Linked DNA regions of Homo sapiens: regions 2 and 3 are each linked to region 1. The links are chromatin contacts, found by Hi-C or POLR2A ChIA-PET in ENCODE. All regions are on one chromosome and are shown on one strand. The core of a region is the stretch at or near the end of the contact, and the rest is flanking DNA. Distances in the headings are between cores, read along the strand shown.

What was found. Hi-C counts contacts between places; a loop is a spot of excess contacts on that map. ChIA-PET counts read pairs that join two places held with the same protein, here RNA polymerase II (POLR2A). Pooled maps may share reads with other maps.
Region 2: a pooled map shows a loop between it and region 1 (3-fold over the local background). The contact joins the promoter of ABHD16A here to the enhancer-like site in region 1. A Hi-C loop is called at or near these places in 2 of 50 pooled maps. POLR2A ChIA-PET finds 5 or more read pairs at or near these places in 2 of 52 experiments (K562 and WTC11).
Region 3: a pooled map shows a loop between it and region 1 (2.6-fold over the local background). The contact joins the promoter of LSM2 here to the enhancer-like site in region 1. A Hi-C loop is called at or near these places in 1 of 50 pooled maps. POLR2A ChIA-PET finds 5 or more read pairs at or near these places in 2 of 52 experiments (AG04450 and MCF 10A).

What each region holds. Positions count from the first base shown.
Region 1 is chr6:32,085,008-32,089,517 of GRCh38, reverse strand. It overlaps TNXB (tenascin XB), which reads left to right. Exons shown (of 44, transcript NM_001365276.2): 5 at 139-295; 6 at 470-733; 7 at 3,400-3,768. Among named protein-coding and RNA genes, the nearest start is that of TNXB, 22 kb to the left of the region's middle. Within about 2 kb of position 1,762, at least 20 of the 41 ENCODE cell types and tissues checked have a DNase peak (open chromatin) inside an H3K27ac peak, as active enhancers do.
Region 2 is chr6:31,701,503-31,706,012 of GRCh38, reverse strand. It overlaps ABHD16A (abhydrolase domain containing 16A, phospholipase), which reads left to right and starts at 2,689. Exons shown (of 20, transcript NM_021160.3): 1 at 2,689-2,863; 2 at 3,883-3,939. The coding sequence starts at 2,732.
Region 3 is chr6:31,804,784-31,809,293 of GRCh38, reverse strand. It overlaps LSM2 (LSM2 homolog, U6 small nuclear RNA and mRNA degradation associated), which reads left to right and starts at 2,328. Exons shown (of 5, transcript NM_021177.5): 1 at 2,328-2,539; 2 at 3,152-3,219. The coding sequence starts at 2,537.

The DNA.
Region 1 (4,510 bases), core at 513-3,012:
TCCCCAGCTTGTACAGGGTCAAGTTCCACACAGTACCATGCTGACACTGTTTAGAATTGGAGAAAGAAGAGATAAGGGGGATTGAGCAGCAGAGGCAAGAGTGCCAGCCCCTGAGCCACCTGGTGCTCTCTCTCACAGACAGAGGGGGCGAGCCCCCCATTCACAGCACGGGTTCCAAGCTCTGCCTCAGCCTATGACCAGAGAGGACTGGCCCCTGGACAGGAGTACCAGGTCACTGTCCGAGCCCTTCGAGGGACCAGCTGGGGCCTTCCTGCCTCCAAGACCATCACCACCAGTGAGAGCTGGGGCTGTGGGGAGGGGTGTCCTGAGTGGAGATCTGGACTAGAGAGGGAATCTGCCCTCCGGGAGGGCAGAAGGAAGGGGCTGGATGGGGGCTAGGCTCTTGGAAGGAAAGATGATGATTGAAGAACCAGACACCCACCTGAGTCCTCCTCTTTAACCTGGCTAGTGATCGATGGGCCCCAGGACCTCCGAGTGGTGGCTGTGACACCGACAACACTGGAGCTTGGCTGGCTGCGTCCCCAGGCTGAGGTGGACCGATTTGTGGTGTCCTACGTCAGTGCCGGCAACCAGAGGGTGAGGCTGGAAGTGCCCCCTGAAGCAGACGGGACGCTGCTGACTGACCTGATGCCAGGCGTAGAATATGTGGTGACTGTCACAGCGGAGCGGGGCCGGGCAGTCAGCTACCCAGCTTCTGTCAGGGCCAACACAGGTATGGCTGGCCAGAGGTTAGGGAAGGGCCCTGGTTTCCCAGCCTTGGATCCTCCTCCTCAGGAGCCCAGGCTCAGGGCTCACAGACTCCTCTGAATGCTTCTGGCAGGTGTGTGGCAGTCTCGAGGCACCTGCTGGGGGCCTTGCTCTGTCCTGAGGCCACTGGGGAGACAGAGCCCTCAGATGCCTGGAGTCCTGTAGGAAGGTTATTACAGGTTAGCCTATGAAAGGAATGGCCCCAGGGAGAGAAGTGAATAGGAGATGCTGCCTGATCCAGTCAGTTAAGGGAGGTTCTTTTTTAAATTTAGGTACCGGGACAGGCCTTGTGCTGATAGATCTTGTGGGACTGGAATTAGGCAGATTAGAGATCATCAGTCCTGTTGACTTTTGGATTGGGATTGCTGGGAGGTGGGTCTCACAGCAGTGATTTTCCACTAAACCTCGAGGTTTCTTAACAGATACCTGGATATTTTTCTTTTCCTGTGACAGGGGGACACCCACCTCGCTGTAGCTCATGTTCTCTTCCCCGACTCCCCTTTCTCTCCTTCAGCTACAGGGCCCCACCCACGGGCTTCTCTCTTCTTTCTAGGGCACCAACAGTGGTGGGCTTGGAGGGGAATGGGGGGGCTGCGGGACACTGACCGATTTCCCTCCGTTCTCTTTCCAGGTGGGGCTGGGGCACAGGGAAGAGGCCTCTGGCTCTGGTGGGAGGGATCGAGGGAGGGGCTGCCGCGGGAAGGAGTGCCGGGAGGGAGCTGCCACTGACCTGTTCTCCCCTTTTTTGCCCCTGGCAGCACCAGGCCACTACAGTTACCCGGAGGTGCGCCCCCCAGCCCCGCCCCCCAAGTCCCGGCCCCGGCCAGCCCCAGCCCCGCGGCCCCCACGGCCCCCTTGGCCCTCGAGGCCAGCAGAGGAAAGGGAGGAGGAGTCCCCGCCCAGGCCAAGCCTGTCCCAGCCCCCACGGCGGCCTTGGGGCAACCTGACGGCCGAGCTGAGCCGTTTCCGCGGCACGGTGCAGGACCTGGAGCGCCACCTGCGGGCTCACGGCTACCCACTGCGGGCCAACCAGACTTACACGTCGGTGGCGCGCCACATCCATGAATACTTGCAGCGGCGTCTGTTGGCCGCCGCCCCAGCCGGCTCCCCCGCACCCCCGCCCCGCCACCCCCGCCCCACCGCCAGCCCTGATCCCGGCACCAGGAAACGGGACTCCAACCAGGGAATCTACGGCCTCTCGCCTGAAGGCGTCGACCGGGTGGCTGCGTCCCGCCACCCCAAGCCAGAGGTGCTGGGCAGTTCCGCCGATGGCGCGCTTCTCGTGTCTCTCGACGGGCTCCGCGGCCAGTTCGAGCGCGTGGTGCTGCGCTGGCGGCCTCAGCCGCCTGCAGAGGGCCCCGGCGGTGAGCTGACTGTGCCGGGCACCACGCGCACCGTCAGCCTGCCCGACCTCAGGCCCGGCACCACCTACCACGTGGAGGTCCACGGGGTGCGGGCGGGGCAGACCTCCAAGTCCTACGCCTTCATCACCACCACAGGTAGTGTGGGCTGGGGCCACGGGACACCTATCCCTTGTCCAGCCTCACCTGCCGTTGGAGCCTGCATTCATGAATTCCTCCCACTGCCACCCCCCACTGCCCCCTTCTACCTTCAGGCCCTACCTGGCCGGGGCTCCAGGGGGCCCCCAGGACAAAGCACGAGTCCATTGTCCCTAGAAGACGTCCCCACCCCAGGGTCCTGGCATCCATCCTGTGGATGCCTAAGGTCAAGGCAGCGCCTTCTTTGGGGTTTCCCGGGACACTTCCAGGATTGTTATTTTAGGCAATAGAGGGTGATGTGGTTGGGGCACCTGCAAAGATTCACTGGAGCAGTTTGAGTGGGCTGGGAATTGAAAACAGTGATTCCCGTTCTGACTCACTGTGGTGAGAGTGGCTGAAGACTGTGGTTAGTGGTTACTGTTTTCCACAATTTGGCCTTGACCTTGAAGGGACACATCAGAACTGCGTGGGGGTGGCCTGGGTGCCATCAGGCAGCAACTGTATATTGGGGAGGTGAAACCACTGCTTCTTAAGCTGGCTTTTCAGACCCCCTGGCTCACTTTATGCTGGTCTCTCCCACAGGAACGATGTCTGGGCTTGGGGAAAGGGCACCCTGTGGCTGCTGTGGGGAGGGTGGTGGACCTCTTCTTCCCCCATAGGGCCCAGATGCCACCTGACCTGGATGTCCACCCCCACACCCTCTCTCTCTTCCCACTGCCCACTCTCCTCTTGCATCCTCCCTCTCTAACACCACTGTCTTTCTTCCAGGCTTCTCACTGCAGCACTAATGGAAGCCACCTGACCACCACCCAGTGGGGGGGATGTATGTGGGGAGGGACATGGAAGTCTCCGGGGGCTGGAGGTCATGGAAGCCTTGTGGGGTGAAGGATAGCAGGCTTTATTTTACCTATTACCTGCCTGAAGCACAGGCCCGTCTGCTCAGGAATGTGGTAGATGGGGGTGTTTGGAGGATTGGCTGACCTTTGGGAGGAGGGAGTGGCCCAGGTGAGGGAACCAGAAGTAGAAGTAGAACAAGGCTCTTAGAGGCTGGAGGGCAGAACCTGGGGACTGGGGATTCCTTTCTAGTTCTCATACTGGACTCTCCTCTTTTTCTCACCCTGCCCCTTCCCAGGGTCCTCACCCTTGGGCCTCTTGGGGACTACCGATGAGCCTCCTCCCTCAGGCCCCTCGACGACGCAAGGGGCCCAGGCTCCTCTCCTGCAGCAGCGCCCCCAGGAGCTGGGAGAGTTGAGGGTGCTGGGCAGAGATGAGACAGGGCGCCTCCGTGTGGTCTGGACCGCCCAGCCTGACACCTTTGCCTACTTCCAACTGCGCATGCGGGTGCCCGAGGGGCCGGGGGCACATGAGGAAGTGCTGCCAGGGGACGTCCGCCAGGCTCTGGTGCCTCCACCCCCTCCTGGAACCCCGTATGAGCTGTCACTTCATGGGGTCCCTCCTGGGGGCAAGCCCTCTGACCCCATCATCTACCAAGGCATTATGGGTACATCTTGGACTCTGCTCAGATCAATATCCTGAGATTGGGGGAGGAGCTGGGGTTATTGGGACTTCAGAGGTAGGATGGATATTGAGGGGCCAGTGAAGGGCAGGGCTGATGTTTGGGGCTGGATAGAGGAGAAAAGGAGAGAAAAGGAATTGCAGGTTCAGCAGGAAGATGGATCGAGGGGGATCTTAAAACAATGATAAGGATGGGTGGGGAGAGGGGAAAGAGGCAGAGGTAAAAAGGCCGAGGGTGGGACAGAGATTCCAGGAGAGAGGCTGAAGGTCCCTGGCCCTCCACCTGCAGCTTTCCTTGCCCTGTCCCCTGCCCCCACTCTTCGGTTGCTCCTCTGCCCTTCCCTGCCCTATAAATCTTTCAGGGTGGGCATGGGAAGGCCTCTGGACACTGACCCTCAGCCCCCAATACCTCGTCCCTGGGAGCCTGGTTTGCAGTGGACAGCAGTCCATGGTCCCATCAGCCAGTTTCTGCTGGGGGTGAAGGCTCCTTGGGGCAGGGGGCTCCACAGCCATCAGGACTTCAGACATGGATGAGGTTTGCAGGACCAGTGAAAGACAGGTCCTGGGGTACCTGGCTTTCACATCCCCTCTTTGTTCCTCTCTGTGGGACCAGGGTGGCTGACTCATCCCCCAGCTCCAGGTCAAGCTCACCACTGGAAGAGAGGGTGGTAAGAGAGACAGCAGCTCAGGTGGGCAGAGGAGCTTTCAGACTGCTCTGATGCTGCAGC
Region 2 (4,510 bases), core at 1,440-3,939, 380 kb after region 1:
CTAAGGCAGATCTTCATGCAGTTATTACAGTTTTAATGTGTAATTTATTTATTTTTAAAATTATTTTGATGAAATATTCCATACATACCAAAAACTATATGAAGTACAACTATATAATGGATAAATGCTTAACAGAGTAGAAGACTGGACAGCAATGAGAATGAACAAACCTAGTGATTTGCAACAAAGTTGAATCTCACAATATAATGAGAGTAAAAGAAGCCTGGCCAGGCATGGTGGCTCATGTCTACAATCCTAACACTTTTGGAGGCCAAGGTGGGAGGGTTGATTGAAGCCAGAAGTTTGAGGTTGGGCAACAGAGCAAGACCCCAACTCTGAAAATAAAGGCCAGACGCCGTGGCTCACGCCTGTAATCCCAGCACTTTGGGAGGCTGAGGCAGGCGGATCACGAGGTCAAGAGATCGAGACTATCCTGGCCAACATGGTGAAACCCTGTCTCTACTAAAAATACAAAAATTAGCTGAGTGTGGTGGTGGATGCCTGTAGTCCCAGCTACTCAGGAGGCTGAGGCAGGAGAATCGCTTGAACTCAGGAGGCAGAGGCTGCGGTGAGCAGAGATCATGCCACTATACTCCAGCCTGGTGACAGAGCGAGACTCCGTCTCAAAAAAATAAATAAATAATAAATAAATAAATAAATAAATAAATAGAATATTCCAGGCCGGACTCGGTTGCTCATGCCTGTAATCCCACCACTTTGGGAGGATGAGACAGGCGGATCACCTGAGGTCAGGAGTTCAAGACCAGCCTGACCAACATGGAGAAACCCCATCTCTACTAAAAATAAAAAAATTAGCAGGGCATGGTGGTACATGCCTGTAATCTCAGCTACTTGGGAGGCTGAGGCAGGAGAATCGCTTGAACCCCAGAGGCAGAGGTTGTGGTGAGCCGAGATCGGGCCATTGCACTCCAGCCTGGGCAATAAGAGCGAAACTCGGTCTCGAAAAAAAAAAAAGAAAAAGAAATAGAATATTCCAGGCCAGGCACAGTGGCTCATGCCTGTAATCCCAGCACTCTGTGAGGCCAAAGCAGGAGGTTCACTTGAGCCCAGGAGTTCGAGACCAGCCTGGGCAACATGGTGAGACCTTGTAAAATTAGCCGAGTATGGTGGTGTGGGCCTATAGTCCCAGCTACTCAGGAGGTTGAGGCAGAAAGATGGTTGAGCCCAGCAGGTGGAGGATCAGGGCAGTGAGCCGTGATTGTGCCACTGTGCTCCAGCCTGGGTGAAAGAGCTAGACCCTGTCTCAAAAAAAAAAAAAAAAAAAAACAGAAAAAAAGAATATTCCGTTTCAGTCAGAGATCCTCTATGCTGTGTAACCACAATTCTGAATTTTCTCTTTCTTCTCCACTTGCTTTATCATTAAATTTTATGTGTTTTTGAATCTAATATACTAGTATCACGTATACATTCTTCTGTGGCTTTCTATTTTCACTCAGCATCATGGTTTTAAGATCCAGTTCATGCATAACAGTAATGATTCATTTATTTTCTTTTTACAAATATTCCGCATATCTTACTGTGCTGAATTTTCGTATCCAGGACCATGGTGTAGCTTTCCATTTATTGAAAAGCTTTTCGTTTACCTCTTTCTTTTTTTATTTTTTCAATTATTATTGTTATTATTTTGAGGCAGGGTCTGGCTCTGTCACCCAGGCTGGAGTGCATGGAGCGATCTCAAACTCCCGGGCTCAAGCGACCCTCCCACCTTGGCCTCCCAAGTAGCTGGGACTACAGGTGGGCACCACCACACCCTGCTAGGTCTTTTTTTTTTCCCCCTTGGTATTTTGTGTAGAGATGGGGTCTCACTATGTTGCCTGGGCTGGCTTGGAACTCCAGGGCGCAAGCAATCCTCTCTCAGCCACCCCAAGTGTTGGAATTACAGGCATGAGCCATGGCCTGGAACTCCTGGACGCAAGCAATCATCCCTCGGCCACCCAAAGTGTTGGAATTACAGGCGTGAGCCACCGCGCTGGGCCAGTTTACCTTTATTTATTTATTTAGAGACAGAGTCTTGCTCTGTCACCAAGGCTGAAGTGCAGTGGGAAGATCTCGGCTCACTGCAACCTCTGCCTCCCGCGTTCAAGCGATTCTCGCGTCTCGGCCTCCCGAGTAGCTGGGATTACAGGCGCGCACCACCCATGCCAGGCTAATTTTTGTATTTTTAGTAGAGATGGGGTTTCACCATGTTGGCCAGGCTGGTCTCGAACTCCTGGCCTCAAGTGATCCCCCCGCCTCGGCCTCCCAAAGTGCTAGGACTACAGGCGTGAGCCACTGCGCCGGGCCGGGCCAGTTTGCCTTTTCAATAACTTTTTATAGTTTTCTTCATAAAACCTTGCATTTCTTGTACTAGATACATTCCTAGACACCTTATGTTTTCGGTTACTCTTATCAAGTACTCCTAATCTCACCCCTCGTTTCCGCTGTCGCTCTAGAGTCTGCCAATAATGAGACAGAAAAAAATTATTGAACCATGCCCGGTAATTTTCTGATTCTCCGCGTTCTAGTGGTCTTCCACTAGTTTCGGACCACTGCTGTACCCGTAGCTCCAACTGCGCGAAACTCTTCTCAGGAAGCACTGAAAATGTCGCAACTCGCCCGGAGGCGGAGCCGGTACGGGCTGACGTCAAGGGCACACAACACCTCAGAGGCAGGGAGGGCGGGGCCGGCAGGGGGACCTGCTGCTGGAAGAGCAGCGGCCCGAGCCGGGGCCATGGCGAAGCTGCTGAGCTGCGTCCTAGGCCCCCGGCTCTACAAAATCTACCGGGAGAGGGACTCTGAAAGGGCCCCGGCCAGCGTCCCTGAGACGCCAACGGCAGTCACTGCCCCCCATTCCAGCTCCTGGGTGAGTCGAGTTCCTCCCCACCGAAGAACGTGGTACAGTCCAAACCCTTTACGGCCTTTTGCTCCCCAGAAGTGCCCATAATGGGAAATAAGGGGAGCCTGCTTGTCAAGCCAGTTATCCGCAAAATCTGCGCTCTGTGTGCTTCCTGAGTTAAAGTCACGCCTACGGACTGGCCGCCTCCTTTCTTTTTCGCTCTTTACCGCTTTCTCATTCCGACTGCCACTCTTTGTTCTTTCCTCTCCGCGTCCCCCCGACCCTGTGTGTCGTGGTTCGTGCCGGTCCCAGTTGAGTCTTGAGTCCCGGGAAGAGACCCTGCGCGGACTGGGGAGCCGTTGAATTTTGCTGTCAGACTCCCAGTTTCCTCTTCTTCAGTGCCTCTTCATGCCTCCCCCGGCTCTGTTTTTATCTTCCCTTTACCCTCGCCTTGAATTTCAGAATGACTTTTACAGATCCTGTATCCGTCGGTCCTCCCCTCAACCCCCGCCCAACCTAGCCTGGAGACCCGAGTCATTGTATTCTGGAGAGCTGGCGGGTGGTGGTAGGCTGTTCTAAATATTCTCTTCCTTTTTATCAGTTGTCTCATTGTGTTACTGTCTCCTACAAACTGCCCGCTCCTACCCACATTCTCTTCTTAGTCAACTACTCTTATTTCTGATGCTTTTCTTTCCTTCTTAGATTGTCTAGGTGTCTTTTCTTTCTTCTCAAACTAACCCTTCTCCCCACATGCACGCGCCTGCAATCCATTTGAAACTAGGCTGTGGAAAAGGAGCAAAAATCGTCCAATGCTGCTTTCACTTTTGCTTCCAAATCCAGCTCCCTGTGTTTGTTCCCATGGTCAGGGGTGGGAAATTAGGTTCAGAGTGAGGGTGAGGAAGAGGAGTTTCTGTGGGGGCCAGGGATGTTTCAAGAGAGATAGTCAACGAGACTAGAACCAGAGGACACACAGCAGGGCTTCTGAAAGGGAAGGGAAAGGACCTGCCAGTGGGCAGGGTCCTTAAGGAGGCCATCTGTTTTGGCAGGATACGTACTATCAGCCCCGTGCCCTGGAGAAACATGCTGACAGCATCCTGGCACTGGTATGTCTACCCTGGCATCTGGGACTCTGCATCTTTCAGACCCACCTGTCCTCTTGAACTTAGCCCTCCCTAACTTGGGAGCAACAGTGCCCTGGGGTTGGGGGATGCCCTGGGCTCTGCAGCAGACCTCTCCAACACAGACACACAGGCACACTCTAAATGTGCATACTTGGCACTCCCCTTTGGTATGTAGCACTGCTTTCTCTGGGGGCAACCTGAGCCGTAAGGAAAACATGTTTACTCTTGGGACCATCTGCAGGTGCTAAGTCCTGCAGTTCCCCAGTGACCTGTCCTCCCTGGCAACTAACCTCTTTGGCTGCAGGGACAGCTGTTCTTTCTGGCACAGTTCCTGTGGTGACGTTTGCGCATCTCTTGGGGACCAGGCCAGGGGCTGTCCTGAGCAGGGCCAATTGAAAAGGCTTGATTAACTTGAGTAGACAGAGAGACTGCCTTTAAATGTGATGGAATTATGTCTGGAGATGGAAGACATAATTCTTCCATAATTCCAGAGGAAGAAAATAGAGCCTGTACCAAATTTTCCCAGCCTCCATTACATTGACACACTACTTTT
Region 3 (4,510 bases), core at 1,079-3,578, 280 kb after region 1:
GGCGTGAGCCACCGTGCCCGGCCCATGAACTCATTGTTTCAATCAGCCACATAATTTTTGATCCTCAGACACCTTTAGCACAGATGGAACAGATGGCAAACTATAACTGCTTTTAATCAGTTACAAGCTGGTTTTGGAGTTTAGGACTCAACTGGGGGTGGAGGGACAAATCCTGCTTGATGTCCTGATGTCACTTATAGGTAAGGTCCAGGAGATTCAGCATCTATGCACTCACAGAGTTCATTGTTTACATCCATTACATGGAGAAAATATTTCTTTTCTTTTTTTTTTTTTTTGGAAACAGTTTCGCTCTTGTCGCCCAAGCTGGAGTGCAATGGCACGATCTCGGCTCACTGCAAACTTTGCCTCCCAGATTCAAGCGATTCTCCTGCCTCAGCCTCATGAGTAGCTGGGATTACAGGCGCTCACCACCATGCCCGGCTAATGTTTGTGTTTTTAGTAGAGACGGGATTTCACCATGTTGACCAGGCTGTTCTGAACTCCTGACCTCAGGTGATCCACCCACCTCAGCCTCCCAAAGTGCTGGAATTATAGGCGTGAGCCACCGTGCCCAGCCCCAGAAAATATTTCTATAACAAACTCTTGACAAATAAGTATGTCTATGCAAGATGACAAATACAAGTTTTATGAAGTCTCAGTCCATGAAAAAATATTTTTACCAGCTGGGCACAGTGGCTCACGCCTGTAATCCCAGCACTTTGGGAGGCCGAGGCGGGCGGATCATGAGGTCAAGAGATTGAGACCATCCTGCCCAACATGGTGAAACCCCGTCTCTACTAAAAATACAAAAATTAGCTGAGGACGGTGATGCGTGCCTGTAGTCCCAGCTACTCAGGAGGGTGAGGCAGAGGAATCGCTTGAACCCGGGACGTGGAGGTTGCAGTGAGCTGAGATCGTGGCACCACACTCCAGCCTGGTGATAGAGCGAGACTCCATCTCAAAAACATTTTTTTCTTTTACCTGTGTCCTAATACATATTTATAAAAACCTGGGGGATATGAGTTAGAATAATATGTAACTGCATTTCTGTCTGTTTGTGTTTGAAACATTTAACAGTGAAATGTTAGACTGGGTTATTTGTATCTGTGAGCCACAGTCTCTTTAGTTTTACACAGTCCTTTACAGGACAGTCTTGGCAAAAGTGTGTAAGAAATGCGGAGATTGAGGTTGGCTCCTTTGGAGAAATGTATTTATTGGTAACCTTTGATAAAATCAAAATTTGTGCTCCAGCTCCTCCTTATCTCTGGGACTGCTCAACGTTGTTTGTTTATAATTTTCTTTTTTCTAGAGAGAGTCTCGCTCTGTCACCCAGGCTGGAATGCAGTGGGGAGATTGTAGCTCACTGTAACTCTTGGGTTCAAATGATCCTCCTGCCTCAGCCTCCCCAAATGCTGGGATTTACAGGCCTCAACATTTTTTGTTTTTTGGGATGGAGTTTTGCTCTTGTTGCCCAGGCTGGAGTGCAATGGCAAGATCTCCACTCACTGCAACCTATGCCTCCTGGATTTACAGGCGCGTGCCACCACACCCGGCTAATTTTTGGGTTTTTAGTAGAGACAGAATTTCGCCATGTTGACCAGGCTGGTCTCGAACTCCTGACCTCAGGCGATCCACTTGCCTTGGCCGCCCAAAGTGCTGGGATTACAGGTGTGAGCCACTGCTCCCGGTCATTTTTTTTTTTTTTTTTTTTGAGACGGAGTCTTGCTCTGTCGCCCAGGCTGCAGTGCAGTGGCGCGATCTCGGTTCACTGCAACCTCCGCCTCCCAGGTTCAAGCGATTCTCTTCCCTCAGCCTCCCGAGTAGCTGGTATTACAGGAGCCTGCGACCACGCCTAATTTTTTTTGTATTTTTAGTGAAGATGGGGTTTCACCATGTTGGCTAGACTGGTCTCGAACTCCTGACCTCACACAATCCACCCACCTAGGCCTCCCAGAGTGCTGGGATTAAAGGCTTGAGCCACGGCCCTCGGCCTTTTTTTCTTTTTATCAGCTGAATTTAAGATTCAAAACATTTTTTAATTTTATTTTTTAAATTTTATGTTTTTACTTTAACAAATATAGAAAAGTGCACACTTCATAATCTTAACAAACTCCCCACAATTCTCGATAGGAAGTGTGTGTAGGGCACAAACACATCACGCTGTAGATGGCAGGATTCTGGAAAAGAACAAAATCCTTTGAGCTCAGGCGCTGAGTCCCGCCACCCGTCTGGCAGCCCAGGCTAGGGTCCGCGCCTGCGCAATGGGAGCCGGCCGGCCAGGGAGGAAGTCGGAATGAAGGAAACCCCGCCCCTTTCCCGGCTTCCTCCTCCCCTCTACTCTACCCAGCTTGCGCTCCCCAGCCGCAAGTCGGCCGCGCTTTGCCCGTCAGCGCTTGGAGCTTTCTGCGTCGCTTCCCGCTGCGCCTGCGCGGTCCCGCCTCGCCCCACGCGCGGGCTCGCGCTTCGGTTTCCCCAGACCTGCTCGCAGCACCCTGCTGTCTTCCCGGTCCGGCCCGCTGCCCGCGGCGCCAGCACCATGGTGGGTACCGTGACGTCAAAAGGGGGCGCCCTCGGGGACCTCGCATGGTTGGGGCGGGGGATCTGGCCTTTGTACCCCTAGGCTGGAGTTAGGTCCGGAGTTTTTATCTTCATCTTTAGTACTGTACTGTTTCTCAGGTTCATTGAGGAGGCACTGAGAACAAATGGGATATTTTTTCCATGATGAGGGAAAAAACCCCAACCCTGAGAGAGATTCAGTGAGGATAGCGGGAGACGGAAAAGTTAGACCTCAGAGCACTTCTCTGCCAGGCAAGCTTCGGCAGGGTGCGGGTGGGATATTTTCTACAATTCATTGAAAGGAGTGGGCAGGTACCCGAGAAAGGTGGTCGACTGAGAGAGCACAGTGGGGAGGCCGACGTATGCAGGGCAGAGTCTCTCTGGGACTTTAAGTGATGGGCTCAGTGCAGTGTGCAGAATAATTTGGGCTCCAGCCTTTCAGCTCTGTCAACCAATTATTCTTTCCTGTGAAATTTTGAGAACTGTCAGGGATGCAGTGGGGTTCACAATACCAGTATTTGGTAATACTGTCAAAGGACACTCCTCCCTACCATGCTCCTTCCCACATGATGGTTTTCCCCCTCTCTCCCAATAGCTCTTCTATTCTTTTTTCAAGTCCCTTGTGGGCAAGGATGTGGTCGTGGAACTAAAGAATGACCTGAGGTAGGTACCTGTTCCAACAAGTCTGTTGGGGGTGGGTGTGCCCAGGGCCCTGGAACCTCTTTAATTTGAGAAATATTTCAGGGCTAGGCGAGGTGGAAGATGTACAGAAGAAATAAATGGATAGGGTGCAGTGGCTCAAGCCTGTAATCCCAGCACTTTGGGAGGCTGAGGAAGGAGGAAAGCTTGAGCCCAGGAGTTTGAGGCTGCAGTGAGCAGTGATTACTCCATTGCACTCTAGCCCAGGCAATAGAGCAAGACCCCATCTCTAAGAAAAATTTTAAAATTTAGCAATAAATAAATGCCTTGTGCCTTAAATTTACAGATAAGCTTAGAGATTGTATCGTGTATTGGAAAACAATACAAAGCAATATATAGTTTAAAGAGTAAATACAGGTCAGGCGCAGTGGCTCACGGGCTGGACGTGTGGCTCATGCCTGTAATCCCAGCACTTTGGGAGGCCAAGGTGGGCGAATCACGAGGTCAGGAGTTCAAGACCAGCCCGGTCAAGATGGTGAAACCCTGTCTCTACTAAAAATACAAAAATTAGCCGGGCACGGTGGCTGGTGCCTGTAATCCCAGCTACTCGGGAGGGTGAGGCAGGAGAATCGCTTGAACCTGGGCGGCAGAGGTTGCAGTGAGCTGAGATCACACTGCTGCACTCCAGCTGGGTGACAGAGTGAGATTCTGTCTCAAAAAAAAAAAAAAGTAAGTACTAGGCTGGCCATGGTGGCTCACACCTGTAATCTCAGCACTTTGGGAGGCTGAGGCAGGAGGATCACTTGAGTCCAGGATGTCGAGACTAGTCTGGGCAACATAGTGATGAGACCTCTATTTCTATAAAAAATTAGCCAGGTGTAGTGTACATGCCTGTAGTCTCAGCTATTCGGGAGGCTGAGGTGGGAGGATCACTTGAACCCAGGAGGTCAAGGCTGCAGTGAGCCATGATTGTATCACTTTACTCCAGCCTGGTTGACAGAGGAAGACTCTGTCTCAAAAAAAGAACAGGCCAGGCCGGGCGCGGTGGCTCACGCCTGTAATCCCAGCACTTTGGGAGGCCGAGGCAGGCGGATCACAAGGTCAGGAGATTGAGATCATCCTGTTTAACATGGTGAAACCCTGTCTCTGCTAAAAATACAAAAAATTAGCCAGGCGTGGTGGCATGCTCCTGTAGTTCCAGCTACTTGGGAGTCTGAGGCAGGAGAATGGCGTGAACCTGGGAGGCGGAACTTGCAGTGAGCCAAGATGGTGCCACCGCACTCCAGCCTGGGTGACAGAGCAAGACTCCGTCTCA